Linked DNA regions of Mus musculus: region 2 is linked to region 1. Evidence: chromatin loops called from intact Hi-C (ENCODE). Cell type or tissue: left cerebral cortex. All regions are shown on one strand. Links, peaks and the distances in the headings refer to the core of each region. The heading gives the core; the rest is flanking DNA. Region 1 has its middle 74 kb from the start of Gm46962. Region 2 has its middle 210 kb from the start of Gm46962.

What was found. A loop is a pair of places that touch in the nucleus more often than their neighbours do. Peaks named below come from ENCODE experiments on the same cell type or tissue, not always from the same donor. Only the 100,000 strongest peaks of a DNase experiment are listed, where the experiment ranks them.
Region 2: it touches region 1 in a loop (8-fold over the local background); 13 of 42 quality-filtered maps call a loop at or near these places.

What each region holds. Positions count from the first base shown.
Region 1 is chr6:70,290,496-70,298,832 of GRCm38, reverse strand. It overlaps Igk and the pseudogene Igkv8-22. Among named protein-coding and RNA genes, the nearest start is that of Gm46962, 74 kb to the right of the region's middle. In left cerebral cortex, for the core only: no CTCF peak of the experiment used is centred there; a DNase peak (open chromatin) is centred at 4,040.
Region 2 is chr6:70,423,063-70,431,399 of GRCm38, reverse strand. It overlaps Igk and the pseudogene Gm6157. Among named protein-coding and RNA genes, the nearest start is that of Gm46962, 210 kb to the right of the region's middle. In left cerebral cortex, for the core only: no CTCF peak of the experiment used is centred there; no DNase peak of the experiment used is centred there.

The sequences.
Region 1 (8,337 bases), core at 141-8,140:
TCAAACACTCTTGCAGTGTTGCTCTACAGCCATGATTTCATGAAGAAATCTAGTTTGTTTCATTCCCCATCCAGTCTCCCAATTTAAAGTCCTTTTCTACTTGCTCAAAGTGAAAATCACACTTACTACATTCTGAAGGGTTTACTTTGCCTTGAGATTAAATTTTCACTGTTCCCAGGATTAAATTAGTGTCTCTCCAGTATTCTACAGAATGAGTTCTGAGCTTCTCTTTTCATCTCTGCCCCATGTTTAGCCTTCTAACAGAAGCCCACCTATTTAAGGTACTGTTCTTTGCCCTCAGTATGAGTGGCTTTGCAGATGGGAGATACTAAACAAATTTAGCCCCAATTTTCTCTTGCTTTTCATTTCCCCTTTACTATGTCCATCCTTATTTTTTTACTGCATGTTTTCTTACTGTGTTTCTTTTGTTGTTTTGGTTTTCTTAGCATTCAATCTGAAATAGCTCACCTAAAGTTTCTGCAAAAACTAATTGATTTAAATATGTCTTGGATTTTAGCTCAATGTTGTTATTAGAGGATGTAATGTATTTCTGTGGACAACCTTTAAGCTAGTATCTTTCAGTGATCACACAAACTCTCTATGATTGTGGATTGACAGCAGCCATTCTCATACACACTGCCAGGCTAACCCATCTGCTCAGAATTTATAAACCAATGTGAACTGAGCATCAATGGACAGGCAGGTGGAGCAAGATGGATTCACAGGCCCGGGTCCTCATGTTGCTGCTGCTATGGGTATCTGGTGAGAAATTTAAAAGTATTATCATTTCAGAGTTACATCTTTTTACATAAGAAATTTGCAATGAGTGTAAGTGTGTAATATTTCTTCCACAATAATACTCTGACAATATGACATTACAAGGACCTTTGACAAATTTCAATTGTTACTATAATCTATGCTTGTGAATGTATGCATGTTCACTGTCTATTCATTATTTCAGGTACCTGTGGGGACATTGTAATGTCTCAGTCTCCATCCTCCCTGACTATGTCAGCAGGAAAGAAGGTCACTATGAGCTGCAAGTCCAGCCAGAGCCTTTTAGCTAGTGGCAACCAAAAGAACTACTTGGCCTGGTACCAGCAAAAACCAGGATAGTCTCCTAACCTGGTGATCTACTATGCATCCACTAGAGTACCTGATCTGTGGTACCTGATCGCTTTATAGGCAATGGATTTAGGACAGATTTCACTCTGACCATCAGAAGTGTGCTGGCTGAAGACCTGACAGTTTATTACTGTCAACATTTTAGCTTTCCTACCACAGTGCTTCACCTCCTACACAGACCTCCTTGAGAGCCTCACCAGCGGCCTGCCCCACATACAGCCTTGGGCCTGCACATTTCCTTCTTCTACATGAGGAGCTGCATGCCTGAAACACTCATGAAAACATTAGCAGACCCCAGCAAAAATAATGGATTCAATGTCTTTTGGCATGAAAAACCTCTGGATGAAAACATTTAAGAAGCAGCTCAGTATTATCTTTCTTTTTTAAAAAAAATTTATTAGGTATTTTCCTCATTTACATTTCGAATGCTATCCCAAAAGTTTCCCCATACCCTCCCCCCAACTTGATCAACATGGGCATTTCCATGTCTTTGGTCTCAAATGCTGTGTTAGGATTCTTGGGTCATGGAATTGTATTTTTTCCATCAGATTCTGACTTTCATTGTGGACTCCTGCAGCAGTGAACTTCATTGACTTTCTTAATAAGATAGTATTTTATTTCAATAGATGCCCCCTACTCCATTTAAGTTATCAGATAAAAATTCAGTTCTAATCTCACGTCTACTGTTTAACTTCTCAAAATGAGTTGGTTCCCTCTTAATATCTTGAAACTATTAGTTTTCCAGATCCCTGGTAAGAACCAAGAGAGATGAGGAAGGAAAACAGGTAAATGGGTGGTGACCCCTGAGATCATGCTTTTTTCCCTGTATTCAGTCCATATATGATATGTGCAGGATTTCTCCTACTGTGTGTCTCCATCTCTATACAGGAGGTTGTGATTTGACCTTCAGAAGATGGGCAGTTTTTGGAAATGTTCACACAATTTTATGTTCTATGTGAGAGATGATAAGGGCTTGATGTGGGGCAAGGATGAAGAGATTGAAGGGAGCATTGGCTTATACAGTTCAGAAGAACTAGTAAAAAGTAAATGTATCTATGAGATAACAAGGAAGAAACAAAACAAGAAGGGATCCCTCTAGCTTTCTAGTTTGGACAGTCCATATTTTGCTTTCCTTCACTGTGATGGAAAATCATGACCAAAGTAAATTGAGGAGGAGAAGATTTATTTAGCTCACAAGTCTTGATTGAAATCCATTATTCAGGGAAGTCAGGGAAGGAACTTCAGCAATAGCAGAGGCAGGAGCTATGAAGATAAGATATTGGCTTGCTCTCCATTGCTTGCTCAGCTTGCTTACTTCTATCCCTCAGGACTACCATGATGTAAGACGCCACCCATAGTGTCCTGGACCCTCCCACAACAATCATTAATTTAAAAATACCCCTACAGACTTGTGTACATATAATCTTATAAAAGCTATACCTCATTTAAGGTTCTTTCTCCCCAGCTATGTTAAGGTGACAAAGAAAATGCTAAACATTACAGAGCATAAAGTAACTGTGCTCCTAAAAAGAATATACAAGTCCAGTGTAAAGTCAACAGGCATGGTCACACTCACTGAACTCATCTCCAATGTAGTAACAACCAGCAATGAGAACCTTAGAGAGTTTTCTATTGACTTTGTTGAGCTTCTTATCTACCAGTTATAATTCCTGATTTTCCTGTGGTAAAGTATAATTTTTTTCCTCCTGTCTACATCAAAGTCCTTCTCTCAATAGACAAACTAACATGAAAGACAGTTTCTATTACTGTGGGGAACACAGCAGCTAAGCAATGGTTTTCTAATTCCTGAGTTATGGCTTTAAACCATGTTATTAGGATGCAACATCATGAGGAAGAAAACCCACAGGGAAAGGTCTGTCCCCATGAGACATGCTGAGAGAATTTGGAAAGTGATTGTGAGCTGGAGAAGGAGATGCCTCAGTGTCCAAAGGAGACTAGAGGAAGATAGGTGGGGGAGGGAGAGAAAGGGGGTAGAGAGAAAGAGAATAAATATGAACCAATCCATCCTGCTTTATTTTCTGCTTTTTCAGATTTGATCCAATGCCTTTTAAGTCTTTTCCTTGCAAACATTGAAGATCACAGAGGGGACTAGGCAGATGAGATGATTCCATATAGCAGTGTGTTGGTGCCAATAAGTTGTTTTTTGCTGTCTGCACAGACTCCCCAGCTGTTTATTTCAGAGGAGTCCCAGAGTCCAGGGCAGTTTGGGAAAGCAGGCCCATGGGGAGTTATTGTCCAAAATTCAATCACTGTGGAAGGGCCCTTCATTGTTTGAAGATAGTGATAAAGTGCAAAGTCCTCAGGTTGAAGGTCTTCAATAGTGAGGGTGAATTCTGTTGCAGATTCACTGTTAAAGAAACTGGTGGGGACTCCATCAGTCCTGACTGAAGCATGGTAAATAAGGGCTTTGAAGGTCTGCCTGGTCTTTCCTGGTACCAGGATAGGTAGTGATTTCCATCTGTGTAGTGCAGGCTCTGACTGGCCCTGCAGGTAATGGAGACTCTTTCTCCTGGAAAAAACCAAAGGGACTCTGTTTGCTGGATGAGCGTGATCTGCCCATTGGAAGCTGTAACCAGAGACACGGGGGGATCAGAGAGGCTGTGAGATGTGGAACAGAGGTTCCCAGTATTAGGAGGCCAGGCATGCCAGATCTGTGCTGCAGATGGGTTTTACTCTTTAGCACTCTCCAAAGCATCTTCAAGGAAAAAGTTCTCCTCTTCTATTATCTTACGTGTCAAACATAGGAGGAGAAGGATGAGGTAGAGTGAGGGTGTCACCATCTTGCTTCCTCTGAAGATTCTGAGGATGTTCTGACTCAACAAGAAGCTTTATTTATAATCCGTGATCACATGAAGTGGGCAGTGAGAGAAATTAAAGCAAACCCAGATGAGGATGAAGGCTAAGTAAGCAGTAAGGAGGGTTGTGGTAACACATGCTGCTGACACTAACACACTCTCCCAACTACTGCCTGCCTTTATCCTTGAGGATTTCCTCTGCTAGTGTCTCAGATGCTATGCTTATCCTGTGACAGCCATGGCCACCTCCATGGTAAAGAGCAGTTAAGTGCCAAGTGAGAGTGCTTCATGAATTAGTACTTCTGCAGTGTTTGGCTATCAGTTGCCTCTCAGCTGAAACAGTGACTGGAGTATAATGCCCAAGGCTGCTTTGTGCGAAGTCTCAGACAAGGCTCAGATGCTTCTGTGACTGTGTGGCACTGACCCTGCTATTCTGGCATGCTTTGTTCTTCCTTTACCTGGGGATGTTGCTAAGCTGTGACCCAGGAAGAATTGATATAACACCCAGGAAGCTGGCTAATCTTTCTCAGTTTATCCCTGGATGAGTTAAACCCTTGATCAGTAAATCGCCAGCCATGGTGGCGCACACCTTTAATCCCAGCACTCAGGAGGCAGAGGCAGGCAGATTTCTGAGTTCTATGCCAGCCTGGTCGACAAAGTGAGTTCCAGGACAGCCAGGGCTATAAAGAGAAAACCTGTCTCATAAAACCAAAAAAAAAAAAAAAAAAAAAAAAAAAAAAAAAAAAAAAAAAAAAAAGAAGAAGAAGAAATAGTGAAATGGAAAAATGGAATCAGACAAAATTTTCAGCATTTCCCCCCCCAGGGGGATGCATTTTCACTTGAGCAGTTATTTCTTTTTTATTAGGTGAATTAGCAAATCCCATAGCATTTCAAAGAACTCTCAAATAATGTTACATAGATGTTTCCTGACACTCTGGTCTCTTTACTTAGTAATGTTAGCTTGCTGAGGGAAGCGTACTCTCAACTCTGTCTTTCTGCATTTGTGGGTACCATGGTTTGTGTGAGGAGGAGGATGATTAGATAGACATCTCTCTCTTTTATGGATTCAACTTCTAAATTCTCCTCCTAGTATGAGAAAGTGTTTGTTTGTGTCTGTACTAGGTGTTGCTGCCTCTTCCAAGGTCATTGTCTCTTGGCACTCAACTCCCACCTTGCAGAGCAAGACCCAGCCAAGTGAAACATCAGCTTTAGTTTTACAAATCAGAATCAGGTATGAAGTCCTCATTGATGCAAAACCACAACTCTCATCTCAAAGGGGATATAAGAGATAGTTTATCCTAGAGTCACATATGAATGGTGCTCTGTCCCTGGAAAAGAGATTCAAGTTTCCTCAAACATCATATTTAGTTTCATCATATTCAACCTGGCATCAGTTTTATGAAGTTTTTATAGTACTTGAACAACAAAAGTCATAAATCAACACAGTTTTCAAAAAAAATGGTGAAAACATGAGATAGACATTTTTTCTGAAAATGAGGGGAGCCTCTGAGGGTTAAGATCAGGAGAAAGTTTGCCAGAATAACTCAAGCACATCCAAAGGAATTTTAAGTCCCATTTTTTGACTCATTCCATCCTAGTCTTTCTGAAGTCTCTGTGGATGCTCTATGTGACATTGCTTCAGGACACTTTAGTCACTCAAAATTAACCAAGCAATAATACATCTTACGTTATTATTCTGTTACAAAACCACTTGGTTTTTTGTTTTTGTTTTTTGTTTTTTTTTTTTTTTTAAGTAAAAGGAGATGGCCTGAAACAGAGCTTAGGGGGGAAGTTACACCCACTAAATAGCCTTTAAGTCAAATCTGTAAATTGCCTAAAAAGGTGGATAGGGTTGAGCATGAACTGCAGATGAATGCTGGGAATGTAAACAAATGGATGAAGTTGCTTTACTGTGAGTAAAGCAGGATCTTCCTATCCTCTAGTCCTAAAGCTAATGCTGGGTCAGCCTGACAGCCTCAGATTGAAGAGTCATTCCTTGTGACCTATTCAGAGTGGGGAATATCCAGTTCTCTACATCACCTTGTCCCTGGAAGCTAGAAATGAAGAACCCAAATTGTTGTCTCCCAAGTCACAGTACTTGGAGTAGTTTAATAGTTAGTTTGATTAACATCCTATGCACAACTTTTAATACCAACAGTTCTTGGAGGTTAATAGTATGGAGAATCAATTGTAATTTAAAAGATGTGGTGGTTTGAATCATTGGGAAATCCCCCCATGGACTCATGAATTTGAACACTTGGGGAGGTTATGGAGGAAGTAGGTTACTATTGCTGTTTTTTGAGTGTTCATACTCTCAGCTCACCTCCACATCATGCTTTGCTTCCAGTGTGTAGAGGTTGAGATGTGATCTCTCACCTTCCTGCTCAGGTTTCCTATCATTTTGCTGTTCCTGCCATTGTGACCTTCTAGCCCCCATGGAATTGTAAGCCAAAAAGAGTTGCTTTTGATTGTGGTATTTTATCATAGAACCAGCAAAGTAACTATTACACTAAACACTTTACTAAATATATTCAAAGCCAAACATACAACAGTCATTAAAACAAACAAAGAAACAAACAAACCCCAAGTCAGACCTGTTTAAATAGTGTCTGTTGGTGGTCAGTCTTGTGATGCTGTGATTTCATATGCTATTCAAATGCTAAATACTGCCCCCACCAAGACCTGGTTGTTCCCAACAAGCAGATCTTTGTATATAGCAAGTGATACTATGTAAACTTTGTTTCCCAATGTAAAGTTATTGGTTAAAATAAAAAGACTACAGCCAATTACTGGGGAGAATAGAAGAGGTGGAACTACAGTTACCAGGCTGGGGAGGGGGGGCGTCACAGATAGGTACTATAAGTAGGAAGGAGAGTGAAGAAGAGTGAAAGAGAGTGAAGGAGGAAGAAGATGGAGAGAACAGGAGGTTTCCATTAGATGTGATGGACCAGCAGCATGTGCCTGAGTCTATCAGGATAGACTGCTGGAGCAAAGGCAACCTGGGTAAGATTCAAACAGCAAGTGTTTGGGGAGCATAGCTGGGAATTAATAGTCTAGTGAATAAAAATTAGATTAGGGATTCTCTTAGTTTGAGTTTTACTGCTGTGAACAGACACCATGACCAAGAAAATTCTTATAAAGACAACCTTAATTGGGCTCGCTTACAAGTCCAGAGGTTCACTCCATTATCATCAAGGTGGGAACATGGCAATGCCCAGTCAGGCATAATGTTGGAACAGCTGAGAGTCCAACATCTTGTTCTGAAGGTAAAGAGAAGAAGACTAGTATCCTCAGGCAACTCTGATGAGAGTCTTATATCCCATGCCCAGTGTCACAAGCTTCCTCTAACAAGGCCACACCTACTCCAACAAGACCACACTTCCAAATAGTGGCCCACTCCCTAGGCCAAGCATATTCAAACCACCACCATGGTAATTTTTAGTAATTGTGCAAGAGCTGATTAAATAATCCATGGACTCTGACTTGGTTATTGGGGGAAGGCTGACCAGAAAATGTTAATAGCCAATACACATTATTAACATCCATTTACATGTGGTGTACCTTATGCTGGGCATAGAACCCAAAGTAACCTGAGAGAAATTACTGAGAATAGGCAATAACCCTCCCCCTAAAACAATACAGCTTCTAGCTCTGTCATTTTAACACAAAGAGGATAAAAATGCAGTGCAAAAAAAGTCTTCTAACAACTACATGTGGCCATTAGCCAAAAAGACATGGCGACTGTGGAAGACCCCTGCCTTATTAATTTCCATTATCATCTTCATATTGTTGGTTTTAAGCTTTTCTTTTTGTGTGCTACAGATATATTGGAATATTTATGGCCTGTTGTGGTCAGACATCTGGGTTCTGGAGAAGACATATTGCCCTGTATATTATTGATTATGTTCTAAAGCTAGTATCTAGGCATCTGGGTTTGGGGACTATAGATCTAGTTACTGATTTCTTGGTTTGTCTTTGCTCAGTATTTTTCTTTTTTTAATTCTCCTTGGTTTCTGTTTCCTCTCTGGATTTTCAGAGAGCTTATTGCCTGTTTCACTGAACACTTTGTTGGTGTGTTCAGAGGAATGTTTGCTGATGTTGGAAATAGGAGTAGGAGGTTGGGGGAGGGGGGGTGTAGTCTGTTGTAGTGCTAGAGACAATCCTGAGAATTGGGTCTGGGGTAACAGAGAGAGTGGAGTATGCCCACAGGCAGTTGTTTATTTGGCCACTATGGCCTGTTGTTGAGTAGGGATTTTCTGTCTATGTTGGGGCCTATTACAGAGCCACAAGGGTGGGAGTGGAGGCAGAAGGTGATGGTTTGTGAAATACACAGGAGGCATGGGCTGGAGGTAGGGAGGGAGGGAAGGAGGGAGGGAAGGAGGGAGGGAGGGAGGGA
Region 2 (8,337 bases), core at 63-8,062, 130 kb before region 1:
AACAGGAGCCCATAAACTCTGGACTCAGATAGCAAAATCTGAAAGACTCATGAAATAAAATGGCCTTTATGTGAAGTAGCATCTTTGAGGTCAACTTTGGGGACAAAGAGAGCCACATTTTGTCAAGGCCCATGCAACAGGAATGACAAACACCTTTAAAACCCACTGGCTACGTACGTGCGGAGAGAAGGGGGAAACTGAGCGGAGGGGGGGGGGGGAAGCAATGCTGGTTTCGGAAAGAACGAAGGAACTTTGGTAGCCCTGGCCGAACCACAAACGCAAGGCAAGCAGAACAGCAGCAGGTCTGACTGGAAGGGTGCTGGGAGAGACCCATCACACCTAAGGGGACAGCTATTGCTCTGGTGACTCCTCAAAAGCTACTCACAGAATCAGTCGGTGCCTCTGCCTCTGTCCTGCCCAGGCAGCTCTGCCGCAGAACAGGGATTGCTTCTCCAGCTGCCCCTGGACCATGTCACTGGGTAGAAGAGGAACGCTGTGAGACTGAACAAGGAACCAGCTCGTGACAGCTCAGAGCCCAGGAGTACCAAGTCACTGCAAAGCATCGGCACCGAGGATGAGTGTGGCGAGCACTGCAGCTCCCTTCCATACAACTTCAAGCTCCAGCGGGGCTATTTCTACCTTTTCTGTTGTGGACAATGTGGTATTTGGCCTGTTTGCTGGTCCTCTCCCTTGTCATTGGGCTCTATCATGCTTGTCGTGGCTGGGGACACCATACCGTTGGTGAACTGCTGATGGCAGACCGCAAAACGGGCTGTCTTCCTGTGGCACTGTCCTTGCTGGCCACCTTTCAGTCAGCCGTGGCCATCCTGGGAGCACCAGCTGAGATCTACCGATTTGAAACCCAGTATTGGTTCCTGGGGTGCTCCTACTTCCTGGGGCTCCTGATCCCTGCTCACATCTTCATCCCTGTCTTCTACCGTCTGCATCTGACCAGTGCCTATGAGTACCTAGAGCTCTGCTTCAATAAAGCAGTTCGGATCTGTGGGACTGTGACCTTCATCTTTCAGATGGTGATCTACATGGGAGTTGCTCTCTATGCACCATCCTTGGCCCTCAATGCAGTGACTGGATTTGATTTATGGCTGTCAGTGCTGGCCCTAGGAATTGTCTGCAACATCTACACTGCACTGGGTGGGCTAAAGGCTGTCATCTGGACAGATGTGTTCCAAACACTAGTCATGTTCCTCGGGCAGCTGGTAGTGATCATTGTAGGAGCAGCCAGAGTGGGTGGCTTGGGCCATGTATGGAATGTGACTTCCCAGCATGGCCTCATCTCTGGGATTAACCTGGATCCTGACCCCTTTGTGTGTCATAATTTCTGGCCTTTGGCCTTTGGAGGTGTCTTCATGATGCTCTCCTTGTATGGAGCGAATCAGGCTCAGGTGCAGCGCTACCTCAGTTCCCACTCGGAGAGAGCTGCTGTGCTCTCCTGCTATGCAGTGTTCCCTTGCCAGCAAGTGGCCCTCTGCATGAGCTGCCTCATTGGTCTGTTCATGTTTGCCTATTATAACATGTATAGCATGAGCACCGAGCTGAAGCAAGCAGCCCCTGACCAGTTAGTCCTCTATTTTGTGATGGACCTCCTGAAAGACATGCCAGGGCTGCCTGGGTTCTTCGTTGCCTGTCTCTTCAGTGGATCTCTCAGCACCATATCCTCTGCATTCAATTCACTGGCAACTGTCACAATGGAAGACCTGATCCAGCCCTGGTTCCCACAGTTGACTGAAACTCGGGCCATCATGCTTTCTCGAAGCCTTGCCTTTGCCTATGGGCTAGTTTGCCTGGGAATGGCCTATATTTCCTCTCATCTGGGATCAGTGCTCCAGGCAGCACTCAGTATCTTTGGCGTGGTTGGAGGGCCACTGCTGGGACTCTTCTGCCTTGGAATGTTCTTTCCATGTGCCAACCCTCTTGGTGCCATTGTAGGCCTGTTGACGGGACTCACCATGGCCTTCTAGATCGGCATTGGGAGCATAGTAAGCAGGATGAGTTCTGCTGTGGCATCCCCTCCCTTTAATGGATCCAGCTCCTTCCTGCCTGGCAATCTAACTGTCTCCACTGTGACCACCGTGATGCCTTCTACCCTGTCCAAGCCCACAGGACTGTAGCACTTCTATTCCGTGTCCTATTTATGGTACAGCGCGCACAACTCCACCACAGTCATTGTAGTGGGCCTGATTGTCAGTCTGCTCACTGGGGGAATGCGGGGCCGGTCCCTGAACCCCGGCACCATTTACCCTGTGCTGCCAAAGCTCCTAGCACTCCTGCCCCTATCCTGCCAGAAGCGGCTTTGCTCGAGAAGCCACAGCCAGGATATCCCTGTGATCCCCAACCTGTTTCCAGAGAAGATGAGGAATGGAGTGCTGCAGGACGGCACAGACAAAGCGAGGATGGCTGAAGATGGCCTTGTCTACCAGCCGTGCAGCCCTACCTACGTTGTCCAGGAGACCCTGTGACCTGGGACGTGAACTCTGCCCTCACTGCAGAGCAGCAGCCGGAGGCTATTTTGTAGTGCAGAGATGACTCACTCCATGTGTTCTACAGCGCTGAGGTGGATGACCTGGCCTACAAGCAAAGGACCTTGAGCTTTAAAGTCTCACCTCCATGGAAGCGGGTGCATGCAAGGGCGAGACAGTTTTTCCTCATCCCTTGCCAAGCTTCTCTTAGGATCGGGTTTGCAGGGTATAGAATCACATCACATGTGGGAAAATAAATGAATACACTAAAAAAAAAAAAAAAAAAAAACCCACTGGCTAGCACAACTGTGGTGTGTGTGCCTCAGAAAGGCAGAGCTCTGAGGATTACATCAAGGACTACATGTCCTAAGCACTTCATGCTCTTATGGAGCTTTGCGACTTGTCTATCCAGTCTTCACATCCTTCCTAATCAATGAGTTGTATGAAAACTCTAAGGGGACTTCCAGCCTGTCACTGGGCATTGTCCTTGGCACTTTCTATAAAACTGCTTAATTGTTTTCAAGCATCACTGCTGGAACAGATTAATGATTCACTCACCTCCCTAGGAAAGAACATAGAGATGTAGATTGTTAGCAATAAGACCATCAACACTAGAAAGAATTTGGAGAAGAAGATTGTTAGTAAAGTTAGGTTAAGGTTAAGGTTTTGGGTTTTTTTTTTTTTTTTTGTTATGCCTCTGATGTATAAGATGTTAGGGAACAATATAAAGGTCAGAAAGACACACTCTTAAGAATTGAGCTAGGGATTTTTTTTTTTTTTTTTGAGATTTTTGAGAACAAAGGCAGCCCTAATAGCACTGGCTGATGTAACTCTCTTGCCAAAGCTGGCAATATTCAAGGTAATAATTAATTTCTTGTACCCATCTTTGTCCTAAGGTTCCGGAAGTGACTTAATAAAAAAAATGTTAATGAATTGATGTGCACCCTGAGGATTTAGAGTAGAAATGACTGGTTTTCTTTTTAAATTTTAACTTTATTTTTATTTATTCACTTTATATTCCACTCACTGCCCCTTCCCAGTATCCCCCTCCCACATTCCTTCCCCCATCCTCCCTCCTCTTCTCCTCTGAGCAGGTCTCTTACCCCACACTGGCGCTTCAAGTCTCTGTGAGGCTAAGTGCTTCTTCTCCCACTGAGGCCAGACAAGGCAGCCTAGTTAGGAGAACATATCCCACATATAGGGAACAGCTTTTGTAATAGCCCAAGTTCCTGTTGTTTGGTATCCACATGAAGTCTAAGCTGCACATCTGCTACACATGAGCAAAGAGGCCTACGTCAAGTCCATGTGGCAAGAAGTGCCCACTGGTGCAATAGTGGCATGACTGTTATTGGAGACAACAACTATTTTCTGATTGAAGAAGTGATTTCATTCTAGGTTCTGCAGACATGGCCAAAACCTATGGCTAAGGAAGTCATAGACTCTAGGGAAAAAATTACTTTAGATGTTTTTACTATATGGTCATGTTATCAAACTGCCTTCTAAATATTTCTGTTTATACCCATAGATCAGTGCTGTTCTTAACCTTAGTCAGAGAAGCTTCTTTTTACAGACAGCAGTAAGATGCCTTGCTCTTGACAGTCATCAGGAGTGTGGATCATGGGCTTCCACATAGTTTCTGGTGATACCACAGATGATGAACATGGCATCTGGCTGGAGTTGGCCCATTGACCCACACATATTCCTCAGCAAAAGGCCTGATCAAAGACATCAGTGTGGCCCTAAGTAGCAGGCAGGCCACTCAGATTGATATGGCCCCTGGCAGCAACACAGCCCACAGACATTGTCCTGGATTCAGGCTGTAGCACAGACCATGGATATCTACACAGCCTTTGGTGATAACATGCGTCATGGTCATCAACACAGATCCTGGCTGCCCTAGGACCACAGATACAGATATTGCTCCCTGTGGCAGCACAACACAGACATCACCATAGCCCCAGTGGGCATCCCAGGCCACTCAAATTGGTATGCCTCACAGCAGAAACATGGCCAATGGACATCAACATGGTTTCAGGCATCAGTACAGGCTAAGAACATCTTCCCAGCTTTGGGTGGTAGCAGGGACCATTGACACCAACACAGACCCTGACTGCCCCAGGACATTAGACTCAGGCATATCCCTCAGCAGCAGCTCAGATCCAGACATCACCATGACCTCAGGTAGGCAAGAGTCCTGCAGAGAAGTATGGCCCCTAGTGACAGGAAAGCAACATATATCAACATGGCCTTAGGGTGTGGGACACATAGACAACTGGGTAGTGTTTGGTGACAACACAGGCCTTGGACATCAACTTGGTTCCTGGCTGCATCATGACCACTGATCCACACATGGCCTTCTGTGGCATTATCGACCACAGTGGTCCTTCCAGGATGTCTATTCCAGGAAGTGAGCCATTTCTCATCTCTGGTCTCTGTCATTGCCTAGGCAGCTTTGCCATCACTTGTGCTCCTAAACGTCTACCCGGGCCATATGTATCATTTTTATAGCTTGCCTTGTGGCAGAGATACCAGAGATTTACAAATAAACCCCTGTGCTCTAAATGGCAGAAAAAAAAAAAGAAAGTTAGTATTCATGTGTTGGCAATTGGCAATTTCTTCATCTGTGTTAGTGTGGTTATTCCCCTTCTAGAGATTGATCAACATGAGCATTTCCATGTCTTTGGTCTCAAAGGCTGTGTTAGGATTCTTGCGTCACGGTATTATATTTTTCCATCAGATTCTGAATTTCATTGTGGACTTCTGCAGCAATGAACTTCATTGACTTTCTTAAAAAGATAGTATTTTATTTCAATTGATGCCCCCTACTCCATTTAAGGTATCAGATAAAAATTCAGTTCTAATCTCACGTCTACTATTTAACTTCTCAAAATGAGTTGGTTCCCTCTTAATATCTTGAAACTATTAGTTTTCCAGATCCCTGGTAAGAACCAAGAGAGATGAGGAAGGAAAATAAGTAAGTGGGTTGGTGACCCCTGAGATCATGCTTTTTCCCCTGTATTCAGTCCATACATGATACGTGCAGGATTTCTCCTACTGTGTGTCTCCATCTCTATACAGGAGGTTGTGATTTGACCTGCAGAAGATGGGCAGATCTTGGAAATGTTCATAACAGTTTAATGTTCTCTCACATAGGTGAGAAATGATAAGGGCTGGAGGTGGGGCAAAGATGAAGAGATTGAAGGGAGCATTGGCTTATACAGTTCAGAAGAACTAGTAAAAAGTAAATGTATCTATGATATAACAAAGAGGAAACAAAACAAGAAGGGATCCCTCTAGCTTTCTAGTTTGGACAGTGCCATATTTTGCTTTCCATCACTGTGATAGAAAATCATGACCAAAAGCAAATTGGGGGGGGGGGAGATTTATTTAGGTTACAAGTCTTGATCAAAATCCATTATTCAGGGAAGTCAGGGCAGGAACTTCAGCAAGAGCAGAGGCAGGAGCTATGAAGATAAGATACCGGCTTGCTCTCCATGGCTTGCTCAGAATGCTGACTTCTATCCCTCAGGACTACCATGATGTAATGACCCCACCCATGGTGTCCTAGACCCTCCCACAACAATCATTAATTTAAAAATACCCCTACAGAGTTGTGTACGTATAATCTTATAGAAGCTAGACCTCAGTTAAGGTTCTTTTTCCCCAGCTATGTTAAGTTGACAAAAAAATGGTAAACATTATAGTGCATAGAGTAACTGTGCTCCTAAATATAACATACAAGTCCAATGTAAAGTCAACAGGCATGGCTCACACTCACTGAACTCATCTCCAATGTAGTAACAACCAGCAATGAGAACCTTAGAGAATTTTCTATTCATCTTTGTTGAGCTTCTTATCAACTAGTTATATTTCCTGATTTCCTGTGGTAAAGTATAATTTTTTTTCCTCCTGTCTACATCAAAGTTCTTCTTTCAATAGACAAACTAACATGAAAGCTGTTTCTATTACTCTGGGGAACACAGCAGCTAAGCAATGGTTTTCTAATTCCTGAGTTATGACTTTAAACCACGTTATTAGAATGCAACATCATGAGGAAGAAAACCAACAGGGAAAGGTCTGTCCCAAAGAGACAGGCTGAGAGAAGTTGGAAAGTGATTGTGAGCTGGAGAAGGAGATGCCTCAGTGTCCAAAGGAGACTAGAGGAAGATGGGTGAGGGAGGGAGAGAAAGGGGATAGAGAGAAAGAGAATGACCAATCCATCCTGCTTTTTTTTTTAATTTGATCCAATGCCTTTTAAGTCTTTTCCTTGCAAACATTGAGGATCACAGAGGGGACTAGGCAGATGAGATGATTCCATGTAGCAGTCTGTGTTGGTGCCAGTATGTTGTTTTTTACTGTCTGCACAGACTTCCAAGCTGTTTATTTCAGAGGAGTCCCGGAGTCCAGGGCAGGTTGGGGAAGCAGGCCCATGGGGAGTTATTGTTCAAAACTCAATCACTGTGGAAGGGCCCTTCATTGTTTGAAGATAGTGATAAAGTGCAAAGTCCTCAGGTTGAAGGTCTTCAATAGTGAGGGTGAATTCTGTTGCAGATTCACTGTTAAAGAAACTGGTGGAGACTCCATCAGTCCTGACTGAAGCATGGTAAATAAGGTCTTTGAAGGTCTGCCTGGTCTTTGCTGGTACCAGGATAGTTAGTGATTTCCATCTGTGTAGTGCAGGCTCTGACTGGCCCTGCAGGTAATGGAGACTCTCTCTCCTGGAGAAACCCAAAGGGATACTACTTGCTGGGTGAGCATGATCTGCCCATTGGAAGCTGTAACCAGAGACATGGGGGGATCAGAGAGGCTGTGAGATGTGGAACAGAGGTTCCCAGTATTAGGAGGCCAGGCATGTCAGATCTGTGCTGGGGATGGCTTTTACTCCTTAGCACTCTCCAAAGCATCTTCAAGGAAAAAGTTCTCCTCTTCTATTATCTTACCTGTAAAACATAGGAGGAGAAGGATGAGGTAGAATGAGGGTGTCACCATCTTGCTTCCTCTCAAGATTCTGAGGATGTTCTGAATCAACAAAGAGCTTTATTTATAATCCGTGATCACATGAAGTGGGCAGTGAGAGATATTAAAGCAAACCCAGAGGAGGATGAAGGCTAAGTAAGCAGTAAGGAGGGCTGTGGTAACACGTGCTGCCAACACTACCACAATCTCCCAACTACTGCCTGCCTTTATCCTTGAGGATTTCCTCTGATAGTGTCTTAGATGCTATGCTTATCATGTGACACCCATGGACACCTTCCTGGTAAAGAGCAGTCAAGTGCCAAGTGAGACTGCTTCATGAATTAATACTTCTGCTGTGTGGGGCTATCAGTTGCTTCTCAGCTGCAAAAGTGACTGGAGTATAATGTCCAAGGCTGCTTTGTGTGAAGTTTCAGACAAGGCTCAGATGCTTCGGTGACTGTGCAGCACTGACCCTGCTATTCTGGGATGCTTTGTTCATCTTTTACCTTGGGATGTTGCTAAGCTGTGACCCAGGAAGAATTAATCTAACAACCCAGGAAGCTGGCTAATCTTTCTCAGTTTATCTCTGGGATGAGTTTAGCCCTTGATCAGCAAAGTTTTTTCATTAAATAAGGAGAAATAGTGAAATGGAATCAGACAAAGTTGTCAGCATTTCCCCCAGTGGGATGCATTTTCTCTTGAGCAGTTATTTCTTTTTTATTAGGTGAATTTAAAAAATCCTATAGTTTTTCAAACAACTCTAAAATAACATTACATAGAAGTTTCCTGTCACTCTAGTCTCTTCACTTAGTAATGTTAGCTTGCTGAGGGGAGCTTACTCTCTACTCTGTCTTTCTGCATTCATGGGTACCATGGTTTGTTTGAGGAAGAGGATGATTAGATA